2 separate regions of the Homo sapiens genome follow, and region 1 is linked to region 2. A link is a contact called in ENCODE Hi-C or POLR2A ChIA-PET data. All regions are on one chromosome and are shown on one strand. Each heading gives the region's core, a stretch centred on a gene start or an enhancer-like site at or near the end of the contact. The rest is flanking DNA. Distances are from core to core; before and after follow the strand shown. Region 1 holds the start of USP34-DT (USP34 divergent transcript). Region 2 holds the start of EHBP1 (EH domain binding protein 1).

Region 1 (6,717 bases), core at 1,636-4,135, 1.2 Mb after region 2:
TAATCAAATTTTTTAAACAATGAAATCGCAAATGGGGTAAAAGTTTTCATTGTTAAAAAAATTACAAGATGGGTATTACTTTGTGCATCAAGACCATGTTTCAGGCAGAAAGGGTTAAATGGTATGTTAGCTGAATTTGTCCCTCATCGTATTAGGAATTCTTTTGGGAATTCTTCCCAAAGAACCCATCCTGCAGATTTCTGCTTACATTTCTTTTTTTTTCCAGAGAGGGTCTCACTCTGTCACCCAGGCTAGACTGCAGTGGTATGACCACAGCTCACTGCAGTCTCAATCTCCTGGGCTCTAGTGATCCTCCCACCTCAGCCTCCCCAGTAGCTGGGATTACAGGTGTGCACCACCACATTCCACTAATTTTCTTATGTACTGGAGATGGACTTTTGCCATGTTGCCCAGGTTGATGTAGAACTCCCAGGCTCAAGCAATCCATCTGCCTTGGACTCTCAAAGTACTATGATTATAGTCGTGAGCCACCACGACCAGGTAATTTTTTTTTTTTTTTTTTGAGACGGAGTCTTGCTGTGTCGCCCAGGCTGGAGTGCAGTGGCGCGATCTCAGCTCACTGCAAGCTTTGCTCCCTGGGTTCATGCCATTCTCCTGCCTCAGCCTCCCAAGTAGCTGGGACTACAGGCGCCCACCACCATGCCTGGCTAATTTTTTGTATTTTTAGTAGAGACGGGGTTTCACCGTGTTAGCCAGGATGGTCTCAATCTCCTGATTTAGTGATCTTCTCGCCTCGGCCTCCCAAAGCGCTGGGATTACAGGCATGAACCACCATGCCTGGCCTTTTTTTTTTTTTTTTTTTATGAGACGGAGTTTCACTCTTATCCCAGGCTGGAGTGCAATGGCGCGATCTCGGCTCACCGCAACCCCTGCCTCCCGGGTTCAAGCGATTCTCCTGCCTCAGCCTCCTGAGTAGCTGGGATTACAGGCATGCACCACCATGCCTAATTTTGTATTTTTAGCAGAGATGAGCTTTGTCCATGTTGGTCAGGCCGGTCTAGAGCTCCCGACCTCAGGTGATTTGCTCACCTCAGCCTCCCTAAGTGCGGGATTTCAGGAGTGAGCCAACGCGCCCAGCCACCTTTTAAATTTTTGTAGACACAGGGCTCCCACTATGTTTCTCAGGATTGTTGCTTACCTTTTATCAGGAGGAACTCAATTATGTATGGCCAGCCCTAGAAAAGCCAGATCACCATGATGGTTGGTTTCAACTGCTACCTGAAAAAACGTGAGACCAGCACGTTGGCTCATACCTGTAATCCTAACATTTTGGGCCGGAGGATCAGTTGAGGCCAGGAGTTTGAGACCAGCCTGGGTAACATAGCAAGACCCTGTCCCTACTAAAAATAAAAAACAATTAGTTACGTGTGGTGGAGAGCGCCTGTAGCCCCAGCTACTAGGGAAGTGGGAGGATCCCTTGAGCCCATAAAGTGGAGGCTGTAGTGAACTGTGATCGCACCACTGCACTCTAACCTTGGCGACAGAGTGAGACTTTGTCTCAAAAAAAAAAAATTCAAATAAAAATAATTGGGGTTGTGTTGGCAGGGAAAAAAGGGATACGTGGGAATGTATGTTGAGTGGACAACGAATGTCTGCCTCAGGATCCAAAGTAAGTCTGCAAAAACCCAATTCTGTGAGAAAGACAAGGAAGAAGGGAAGATGATGGTAGAATAGAACTACAATCCTAAGGATCACCTGCTAGTGGGAAACAAAACGGGTTGGGCAGACTGTTTATAGTATCAACTTCAAGCAGCAGAAAGGCAAAGCATTTGGAACCAGGTGGTTCTGGCATGGAGAGATGGGCGTGCCATAACCTCCACAAAAGCTATCGAGAGAATGACTACAGAGCCTTGACAGACACTCTGGTTACCGTTCAGAGATTCTGTACACGATCTTTCGGACTTTGCAGTCACATGTCTATGTAAACACGTTGAACACAAAAATTAGCAAGCAAGGGGTAAGTGCCGGCGTGAGGAAAATTCCCTTACAAGCTTCAGCTGACTGCCCCCTTCACCTGTTCTTTATCTTAATATCCTTGTTATTCGCTCTCTGCTGAAGAAGATTTCTTGCTATTTCAGGTGGGGCTGATGGGCACATCGTGAGGGGCCCTCTTCCGTAAAAACGAGACGATGTCAGGCAAACACTCCTTACCCTGCCATTTCTAGTTACGTCAAGGATCTTACTGCTCCAGGACGGAGGACCTTCAAGGAACTGCAGGGTAGCGATAATCACCGATGCAGTTAAGCCGGGCCCTGGGCTGATTCACTCTCAGACCCCGGGGGGAGTGGCCCTTGCGCCCGAAAGAGGGCTACGGCGTAGACCCGGCCCGGCACCCAAGTTGACTCCTTGCTTCCCGTACCCCAAAAGCCTAAGCGCGGAAGAGGCCGGGGACACCAAAGAAACCCGCACCAACTCCCCGACCCAGGCCCTGGGGAAAAATGGCGAAGCCCAGGGGCGGGGGACAGGACGGAGCGAGTGACCTGGCGCTCCCCGGGCCTCAGAGCCCGTGGAGTGGGTCGTGGTGGGCGACGCCACGCAACCGCGACCCGTCCGTTGCCTCCGCCATCTTCTCCTACTCACCCGGACTCCCCCCGCGGCCGCGCTGGCTTCGCGTTTCCCTTCCGGCCGCTGACAGAGATCCGGGCTGGGCGGGGTGGGCGAGCGCGCGGAGGGGGTGGACCGAGGGCGGGGAGGCCGGACGGAAGAGGAAAGGGAGGGCGGCGAGCCGGCCACGGCGGGGTGTGGAGCGTGCGGCGTGTGTGCGGAGGGAGAGGTGGGGGGCGGAGGAGAGGCGAGAAAGGGAGGGAGGCGGAGGAATGAGAGCGCGAGGCGCCTCTCGTCCGCTCCTAAGCCCGGGCGGAAAGAGCCGAGCGCAGCCCGAGCGCTCTGTTAAAATGGCGGCGGCGTCGGCGGTGGCCGCGGCGTCTGGTCGGTGAAGTGACTCTGCTGCTTCTCTCCCCACCCGCCCCCTCCCCCCCTCTCCCCTCCCCCCGTCCTTCCCCCCCTTCCCCGCCGCCGGCGCCTCGGCGCCCCTCCGGCCTGCGCACCTCCCCTCGCTCCCCTCCTCTCCCCCTCCCGCTGCGGGGACCGCCGGCCCCCTCCCCCATTCTCTTGCTCCCCGCCCCGTCCCCGCCGCCGCCCGCCCTAGTCGCCTCCCCGCCCCGCCGGCCGGCCGGCCCCCTCCTCCGCCTCTCTCCCCTCCCCCCCGCCGGTCGGGATCAGTCAGTGTGATCCGAAGCGGGGGAGGGGGGGGGCGGCGGCCGAACGATGTGCGAGAACTGCGCAGACCTGGTGGAGGTGTTAAATGAAAGTAAGTAGCCGCGGTAGCGGCCTGTCGGGGTGCACGGTTTGGGGTCCTCGCGCAGCTCTCTGGCCTCCCCGGGCTGCCGCGGCCTGCGGGAGGCGACGGCCGGGCCGGGCGGCGTGCGGGCCTAGCGCCCCGGGAAGGTGCGCGGTGGCGCGGCCGCCGCGGCGCCTCGGGCCCAGCCCGGCCGGGTTACCTGGGCGCCCGAGAGGCGGCCGCCGCGGAGCTCCGGCTCGGCCTGGCCCGGGCGCTCTGGGCTCTCGGAAAGTTTCCTCATTACAGGTGTCAATTAATGAAGGCAGTAATGAACCCCTCGCCGCCTTCGCCTCCTTCGCCCTGCCGGGAAGGTGCGGGGAGGTGGGGTCGGAGGACGAGGCTTTCCTCCGCAGTCCAAATCCTCCGGCCGCCCTCTTTGATTTCCAGCGTGCTGCCGAGGCCTCTCTTACCTGCTAATTTTCATTAAACTCCCGGGAGCAGGGTGGTGGTTTTTCCCTCCCTTGCGGGTTTGTGGGTGTCTTAAACACTTCAGCCAGACCTTAAATAGCTGAAAACGAACTGTGATAGTGATGATTGGAACCTTCATACCTATTTTTAAAATAAATTTGTTAATGATGTTTCTTAGTGTAGCATTCACCGCTTTAATGGTACATTCTGTTAAGCAGAGCACTGTACTACACATACCATCCCGGGATAGTTATGGCCTATCTCTCTTGGAAGGAAAGGCCTTTTACCTGGTACTTTACTTTTTATTATTAAAAAGGGTACGTTGATCTTTTCTGGCCTTTTTATTTTATTCTCGACCCTTGCAAGATGGTATTTCAGCTTATAGAAGATATATTGCAAATCAACTACTTCTGGGCGTAAAGGCCTAGTTGGCAGAGGTGAATTAGATGAAGGGATCAATTTACAAAAAGTTGATTGTTGAAAAAATGCTCACTTATGAACAGTTTATGTGGGTTTTGGATTTGTATTCTGTTTGTGATATTTCCACAGACTTTCAGACTATCTAATTTTGTAATACAATTCGCTAAAACAGTTGATTTATAAAATGTACCATGGTATTTGTGTTTGACTGTCACTTTAATGACCAAAGACAATAATAAAAGTGGAAGGGTTCTAACTTAATTTCAACTCCGTATTTACTTCCTGATAGGTGGAATAGGCTTTTGCACATATTCCAACTAGAGGTTCCAGTATTTGTGTCACCCTAAATTATCCTAGAATTTTAAGATTATTTGTGTGTATTTTGAGATACTTTTATTTCTGGCGCAGGCGGTTTACGATATGATAAACTTAAATCCTCAATACTTACTGTGTTTTATATCTCACATACAAGTCGTGTGATTATGATTGTTACGCTCAACTTGGAAAGTTAATCGTTTTGCAATGTAATATGAGGAACAAGTACTTAATTTTGTTGGTGATTTTAAATATCTTTTTTTTTTCTTGAGACAGAGTTTTGCTCTTGTTGCCCAAGCTGGAGGGCAATGGCATGATCTCGGCTCACTGCAAACTCTGCCTCCCAGGTTCAAGCGATTCTCCTGCCTCAGCCTCCCAAGTAGCTGGAAATGTAGGTTCCCCACACCATGCCCGGCTGATTTTTGTATTTTTGGTAGAGACGGGGTTTCACCATGTTGGTCAGGCTGGTCTTGAGCTCCTGACCTTGTGATCCGCCTGCCTCGGCCTCCCAAAGTGCTGGGATTACAGGCGTGAGCCACTGCGCCTGGCTGATTTTAAAATATCTTAAACTTGGAAAATTTTAAACAAAACATCTAAAGAAAGTAAAGTTGGTTTATCTTTTGAAAAGAGGTGGCATCTTGATCATAATGAAAGGTCTTATTTAAGATTATCTGGGAAACCCCTAGAACTTTGGTTAGAAGCACTGAAAAATGCAGTGCATTTATGGAGTGTTAGAAATGTGGAGAATTGAAATAGAATTTAGCTTTTATTACCTTTAAGCAAATACAGTTAGTTCAACCAGCTTCTCAAAATCTGGTCATGTGCACCCTCTAAGAAACCTGTTCTAATGAACAAGTAAGGATTTTCTATTTGTGTGTAAGCCAGTGGACTCTAAAAATACTTAGTTTCTTAATATTGCCTTTGAGGCTCAATTTAAAAGTTTAACTCTTAAACAATAATCTCACAGTGATGCTTCCTTTTTAAAAAAATTTACGGCCAGGCGCAGTGGCTCACGCCTGTAATCCCAACACTTTGCGAGGCCAAGGTTGGCGGATCACCTGAGGTTGGGAGTTCAAGACCAGCCTGACTAACATGGAGAAACCCCGTCTCTACTCAAAATACAAAATTAGCTGAGCGTGGTGGCACATGCTTGTAATCCCAGCTACTGGGGAGGCTGACCAGGAGAATTGCTTGAACCCGGAGGCGGAGGTTGCAGTGAGCCGAGATTGTGCCATTGCACTCCAGCCTGGGCAACAAGAGCGAAACTTTGTCTCAAAAAACATTTTTTTTACTTCAACAATTACATGTGTAGTTTATACCACACTATTAAAAGTTGTTTTTTTTTCTGTAGTTCTTTGCTTATCCGTGGCTATGATGGAGCATGATAATGAACATGAGTGGTTGGAGCTTGATAAAACTTGTTGAAGTAGATTATATGTGTTTCTTGTGATCTCATTTGCAGTAATTACCTATAAAGTCTGCCCTTTTCCCGCCTGTACCTTGTACAAAGATGAGCATCAGTTCAACGTTGATTTAGAAATTCAGAGTTGGCCGGGCAACTCTGAATACAGCTCACGCCTGTATTCCCAACACTTTGGGAGGCCGAGGTGGGCGGATCACAAGGTCAGGAGCTCGAGACCAGCCTGGCCAATATGGTGAAACCCCATCTCTACTAAAAATTCACCAATTAGCCGGGTGTGGTGGTGTAGGCATCTGTAGTCCCAGCTACTTGGGAGGCTGAGGCAGGAGAATTGCTTGAACCCTGGTAGGCGGAGGTTGCAGTGAGCCGAGATCATGCCACTGCACTCCAGCCTCGGCCACAGAACAAGACTCCATCTCAAAAAAAAAAAAAAAAAAAACAAAGTTACAGTCCTCCCAAAATGTGCTCAGAATTCATCTTTAAATACGACACCCTGTAACAGTTTAGCCAGCTGAGAGAAGCAATAAAATTGTGCATATTTTTGGGTGGTGTGTTTCCAGGTCATGCTGAAAAATACGTAATTAGTATTAAAGCAACCTCACAAAACAGTCAGACGTGGTGGTGCGCCCCTGTAATCCCGCCTCGGCAGGAGGCTGAGGCAGGAGGATTGTTTGAGGCCAGGAGTTCGAGACCAGCGTGGGCAACATAGTAAGACTGCTTTTTTTATTATTATTATTTTTTTATTTTTTATTTGGAGACAGAATCTCGCTGTGTCACCCAGGCTGGAGTGCAG
Region 2 (6,230 bases), core at 318-2,817:
CAACCATGAGCTCCTGGTAGGAGGCCACAAACTGGAACTTGGATGCATGTTTTCCCACACGCTGCAGTCTCTTCCAAACTGAAGCCATGATGATCAGTCAAGACACTGGAGCAGTTCTGGGTTAGCAATACAGCAGCTTTAATAATGCAGAGGGTCCAAAGCAAAGGAACTTTGCATGTATGTCTTTTAAAAACTCAACTACAACTCGAAATGATGCTTGGGGTCCATAAGTCTTCTCCCTGTTTCACAGGGTAAATCCCATCTTAGATGAATGGCCCAGTCAAGAACACTATGATATACGTGACAGGATGAGTGGGAAGGGGTTCCCTCATGGAGACATCACCATGCCACCTCAGGGGCTATATGATGGGTATTCTGGAGGGCTGAAAAGCAAAACAAAGACAAAAAGAGAAAGAATATGAGGAGAGAATCATGAGAAATGACTAACCACCCATGTTAAATAACGCTGCAAAAGACCATCCCAGTTCTCTGCATGTCTTTTAAACAATGAAACAAAACACTGACCTCAAAAGCCAGTAACATCAAGGATGCAAGACACCAAGGAAGAAATTACAATTCACACCGAAGACGTGGAGCGACACATCAGGTAGTCAGCACCAACAACAATCCAGAGAGACGGTAACTCGGGGCCCTACCTCCCCCTGTTAGCATCACTGAAGGGCGAGCAGAGCGGGAAAGTCTAGGGATGCTGTTTAATGTCCACCGCCAGAAAGAGGGAGAAGTGGAGTATTTTTTAATAAACTTTGTTTTTCAGTCGATAATTAATAGCCTCAAGTCCGACAATATGTGCTTGGAACAAATTAGGGAGCCAGGAGGAATGCTATTTTTCAGTCGGAGGGAGGAAATGGATGGGGAACGAGGAGTGGAGGGAAATCTCCAGGCAGAGAGAGGGCAATGTCCCGGCTCCAGGCCACTTGGGCTCCTTCGCTGCCAACCGGAGGGAAATGGAAACTCCTGCCTGGGGGTGAAGCAATGACCAGCGGGGCAAGTGGACTGTGCAGGGTGCGGTGCCTCCCTCCCCCATCCTCAGGGAAACAGTCCGCCGGAGCCCAGTCTCCTCACGCACGGAGCCCAGACCCCTGCCCCCCAGCGGAGACAGGCGGTGGCTCGTCCGCGGTCCCTGTCACCCAGGCGATACCAGAAGACCCCAGCCCGGACCCCGAGCCCCGGCCCCGCCGCTCGTCCACTCCCGCCCCCTCCTCACACCTCTAATCCCGCTGTCGGGCTGAGTCTGGCCCCGTTCCCTTCTCATAGCCGCTCCTCCGTCGCCGCCGCAGCAGCAGCCGCCGCCGCCACCGAGTCCTCCATCCCCGCCGGAGCCACATGGAACAGCCAAGCCAGCCACGGCGCTCGCGGTAGCCGGGATCTGCAGCCCCTCAGGCGGACGGCGCCCCTCACGCCCACCCCCTCCCTGACAGATCGCCCCGCGACCGTCCCCCACCCTACCAAGCCCTGCCAGAGCCACCGCTCAGCGCCCAGCACCCCCTCCCCCGCCTTTCTCCTCCGCCACCATCATCATTACCTCCCCCGCCGCACCTCTCACACTAACCCTACCCACGGCAGCTCAACCTCCACCGCCCCGCCGCCATTGGCCAGGCCCCGCGCGTGCCCCGCCCACCTCGGCGGCCGGGTCTTACAGCGGCTGGGGCACCTCATTGGTAGAACTGCCTGCCCATCACAGGGGCTCCGCCTTGCCCTTGCTCGGGAGGTGGTTTTTCCCCGAAGCCGGAATGCGACGCACAGGCTACCTTTTTTTTAAAAAAAAAAAGAAGGAACCGACTAAGGACGATCCCGCCCGTTCTTCTGATTGGCTTGGAGAGGGAAGCGATAGGCGGGAGGAATAGGGAGTGTTTATAGTGAACTGCAAGGTGATTGCAGAAGGTGGCTGTCCGTCAAAGGCGCCGCTGGTGCGGGGCTGGGTTTCTGGCCCCTAAGGGTGATTGCAGACCTAGAGATTGGCTTCGCTGCAGCTGTGGGCAGTGCAGCTGCCTGTGGGTTTCTCTCCTGTTCTCATCTCCGCCAGGACCTGGGCGCGCCCTCTCCTCCGCCACTGGCAACTAGGGTTTTTGCGCATAGCCTTTATTTCACCAGTTCCTCCTGGGATCTTACCTGACAACCTGAAGTAATGACCCTGTCAGGCACCCCCCGACACCCCGGCCGCTCCCCGCCCAACATAGAGTCAACTGGTCTTCAGTGGGATTGAATCAGCTGAGCTAGACACAAAATGTGTACAGTACAATTTCTTATTGTTCGGAGTCTTCAACATTTCTTTGAATCTTGGTTTCCTCTTCGCTGTCGGACTCTTTTGCCCCTAGTGAGAACTGTAGATGGATTTGGGAACAGCTAGCATATAAAAAGGGTGGTCAAAGGCAAAAAGGAGGAGGCAGAGTGAGGGCAGGGACACTCAATCTTGTTAAAAGAGCCAAGGGCCCTTTTGAGAATATGAAAGCTACAGATACTTTCTCAAGGGGGAAAAAGTGTTCTGTCTCAAAACACAAAAAATTGTTTTCAGTTTTAGGTGGTTCACAGACCCCTGGTGTGGAGAAAGAGGACAAAGAATGAAACTTCAGGGGAATCCTAGCATCTAAGGAATAAACAGAGTAAAATGGGAAAGAGACCGAGAAGGAATAATCAGAGAAGTAGGCGCATCAGCAAGCTATGGGCAGACAGTTTGGAAAAAAAAGAGAGGCAAGCTAACATAAAAAGAAAGCAAGCGGGATGGGTTCTGGAAACAAGGATCATTCAATCTTACGAAGGTTGGAAAGCAGGGTGCATGGACAAAGTAGCTTGAAAGGTGTTAGGGTCTAGGGAGGATTCTTTCAGGGACAGGAAGAGAGAGCAGTGATGGGTGAGAATTGAGTCCATCTGTAGACATTGGGGGCCAAGACAAAGTGGAGAGACATGTTGAAGAATCAAGAGAGATGGGGAGACAGATATAAGGCTTGAATCCAGTATCTAATTCAATTTCCACTTTCAATAAAGAAAATGATCTAATAATACAAGAGCACAGTGTGCATTTTACAGAAAACAGCATAGTTATCGCTTATTTTGCTAGTCAATTCTAAAATGTTAAGATAATCGTAATAATCATATTGATTCTTATTTTCTATTAAGAGTTCTCTGATGTCCTTCCTGAGTGGTTTACGAAGTCACTACAACCTACAGCCATTATGATCTCATATAATAATATATTCTGCATCTTTAGTAGGCTTTAAGTGTGTGGAGTTTTTTAATGGCTTATTTGTAGAAATGGTCATAAATTATTTTCATCCAAGTTACCCTTCAGAAACAATCCACATGATGATCAGAAGGTTTTTGCACCCTATTTATTACTGTTCTCTGGAAGTTCTCAAACTTTCTTATGTGGTCATTCTGGTTTCTTTTAACATGCTTCCCTTACTCCAAAGGGAGAGGGGGAAGAGAGAAAAAATAGAGAGACTGACTTTATTGTAAAGAAATTCCCTTAAAAGTAATAAGTTTTAAATGGTGTCTTAAAAAAAAATAAAGGAGTAGGATCCCTAGGGAATCTTCCTCAAGTTGTGGAAAATTTCAAGAGACTGATAGTTTCTTATGACAGCTCTTCTTTTTAGGGGAAATATTTGTCTTGGATGTAAACTCTTATTTTTCCTTCTAGACACCAAGGTAGCTAAGAAGAGATCAAAGTTAGAATCGTTTACTAAATGAGTGAAGGAATTAAGAACAGCTCTTGACCCTGTTCTGCCACTGACCTCATGTTCATAGGCTGTCTCCTGGAGGCCCTACAGAGCAGCTACTTCTTCCCCCTATAACATTTTAAAAAACAACCTGTATACTAACTAAATTTATTGAAGAATATTAAATATAGAATATGTTCAGCTCTTTTGGCCTGCTTTGCTGATAGTTATTGAATACCGAGTATTAATCTTTTTTTTTTCTTGAGACGGGGTTTCTCTCTGTCACTCAGGCTGGAGTGCAGCCTCACCCTCCCAGGCTCAAGCAGTCCTCCCACCTCAACCTCCCGAGTAGCTGGGACTACAGTCGCATGCTACCACGACTGGCTAATTTTTTTTTTTTTAAGGAGCAAGTCTATTAACTGATAGGCTAATTTTTCATACTTTTTGTAGAGACAGGGTTTCACCACGTTGCCCAGGCTGAACTCCTGAGGTCAAGTGATCTGCCTGCCTCAGCCTTCCAAAGTGCTGGGATTGCAGGCATGAGCCACTGCTTCCAGCCTGATCATATTAAATATTACCAATAGTACATAAAAGTTACAGTCCCTGTTCTTAAAGACTTTCAGGAACATGTTCGGTGTGTACACAAGAAAGTAACACGAGTTACTTAACCTCTCTGAGTCCCAGCTTCTTAAAGCATGATCCTGTAAAACATAATCATGCCTACCTTTCTGGGATGTTGAGAAAATGGAAGATATGTACATAAAGTATCTGGCACATAGTAAACAGTCAAATGGTAACTAGTAGCATATGCTATTGTGTTTGGTAGCAAACATAAACAAGACAGAAAAGAACAAAACAGACCTTCAAGAATACTTGGGCAATACTTAGTGCCAAACATCGCTACCTCAAGGACTAAAGAGTCTTAAAGAGTACATTCAATATTATTTATCTCCCATTAATTCAATTGGTACCAAGACTGGAACAGCAATAATTTAGGTGGACTCAGGATTTTATAATAATTACTAAGAATGCACTTATCCTCAATCCTCATGACAACTCCTTATGTCATATATTAGCTGAGAACTTTTGGCATGCTAGAAGTTACCCTTTTCTTAAGGTCCCATTTCCCCTACCAACCAACAGGTACCTCCTACTCACCCTCCCACTTCCAGGATTGCCCACTGTGTCTGCCCCCTTCTAATTCCCTATTTACTCGGATCTTGATTTATCGTCTCCCTCTGTCCCAGGTTTAATGCAAGTTACATTAATTATCCTGTCCATTTGACCCAGGTTGTTGACTGCAAAATGTTTTACTTAACAGAAGATGCAACATTTAAAATAATTTAAAATTTGCCTTTAAATATCATCAAGCTTAAAATGAAGATAGAATACAAAGAAATAAGTGGAAAATGGCATCCAAAAACTTTAAATCTTCTCTGCCATGACAATTTTGAAAATGACAGAAATTATTTTCAGTGAAACAGCTTTTTTAGTCACTGCCTCAGAAACTCCCCAAATGGAGATTCAAGACTATGAAATGCAACCATAGGCTTGAATTACTATTATCTTTCCTGGTGATAAAATTCTTATCTTTGGGTTTTACAGTTATTGCAGTAAAAATTGTCAGAGGTATTATTGCAGGATTTATCCACTAATGGAATTTATCTGTGCCGTATTCCTAGTAATAAGATTTGCTCCCAATAATAACACTGTAGGTTTTTGTATTTTTTTTTTCCAGTTACCATAGTGGTTATACTATACACAACAATATTACTGCAATTTTTAACTGCTAATGAAATTGTTTTAAACCCACAGCAGACAAATTTACTTCCAACAATCCTATAGCAATTTTTATGTCCTTAAAATCTCACTGTGGCAGGCCAATACTTTTAAAATTTTAACTGATGGTTTCTGTAGTAGTTGTTTTTCCAAGTGTTAAATATTTCCTTTCTTGCTATGGCTTTTCTCCTCTTATACCCCACCCCAAGATCCTCAGCATTGCACTCACCCTCATTTAGGCCGGTCTTTGCTCATTGTTACAGCAAAGGAATATAACAGAATGTAGAAAAACAAAAAATTTTTTATTGGTTTTTGAGTTTCAAAAGCCTAACCTGTTGAGGAATAATGAAATGGAATCCTGTTAGAGACCTGCACTGTTCGCCTCTAACCACATGTGACTATTGAATACTTGAAATGTGGCTAGTCCCAATTGAGATGTGCTATAAGTATAAAATATATACTGATTTCAGACTTAGTATGCAAAAAAGATTAATACATTAATAATATTTATATTGATTACATATTGAAATAATATTTTGGCTATATTGGGTTTATTAAAGACAGTAAAATTAATTTTACCTGTTCCTTTACTCTTTTTTAATGCAGCTACTGGAAAAATGTAAATTATATATATGCCTCACATTATATTCCTATTGGACAGTGCTGTTACAGACAATAGTAAAGCTTCCTTTCCCAAAGATGAGAAATGAGTTTCCTGGGCTGGAAGGGAAAGACAGAACTTGGAGGGGATGTAATGAGAGCTGGATGCTAGTGGAT

What was found. A loop is a pair of places that touch in the nucleus more often than their neighbours do. ChIA-PET counts read pairs that join two places held with the same protein, here RNA polymerase II (POLR2A). Pooled maps may share reads with other maps.
Region 1: a map of naive thymus-derived CD4-positive, alpha-beta T cell shows a loop between it and region 2 (13-fold over the local background). The contact joins the promoter of USP34-DT here to the promoter of EHBP1 in region 2. A Hi-C loop is called at or near these places in 1 of 168 maps with a recorded cell type or tissue (naive thymus-derived CD4-positive, alpha-beta T cell) and 11 of 50 pooled maps. POLR2A ChIA-PET finds 5 or more read pairs at or near these places in 1 of 52 experiments (AG04450).

Annotation. Positions count from the first base shown.
Region 1 is chr2:61,467,264-61,473,980 of GRCh38, reverse strand. USP34-DT (USP34 divergent transcript) reads right to left here and starts at 2,885. Exons shown (of 3, transcript NR_185882.1): 1 at 2,602-2,885. It overlaps USP34 (ubiquitin specific peptidase 34), which reads left to right and starts at 2,894. Exons shown (of 80, transcript NM_014709.4): 1 at 2,894-3,331. The coding sequence starts at 3,289. RefSeq lists silencers at 2,643-2,952, 2,983-3,062, 3,153-3,572 and an enhancer at 6,616-6,717.
Region 2 is chr2:62,701,050-62,707,279 of GRCh38, reverse strand. It overlaps EHBP1 (EH domain binding protein 1), which reads right to left and starts at 1,567. Exons shown (of 23, transcript NM_001142616.3): 1 at 1,228-1,567; 2 at 1-383. The coding sequence starts at 88. RefSeq lists silencers at 1,231-1,310, 1,431-1,690 and an enhancer at 1,721-1,860.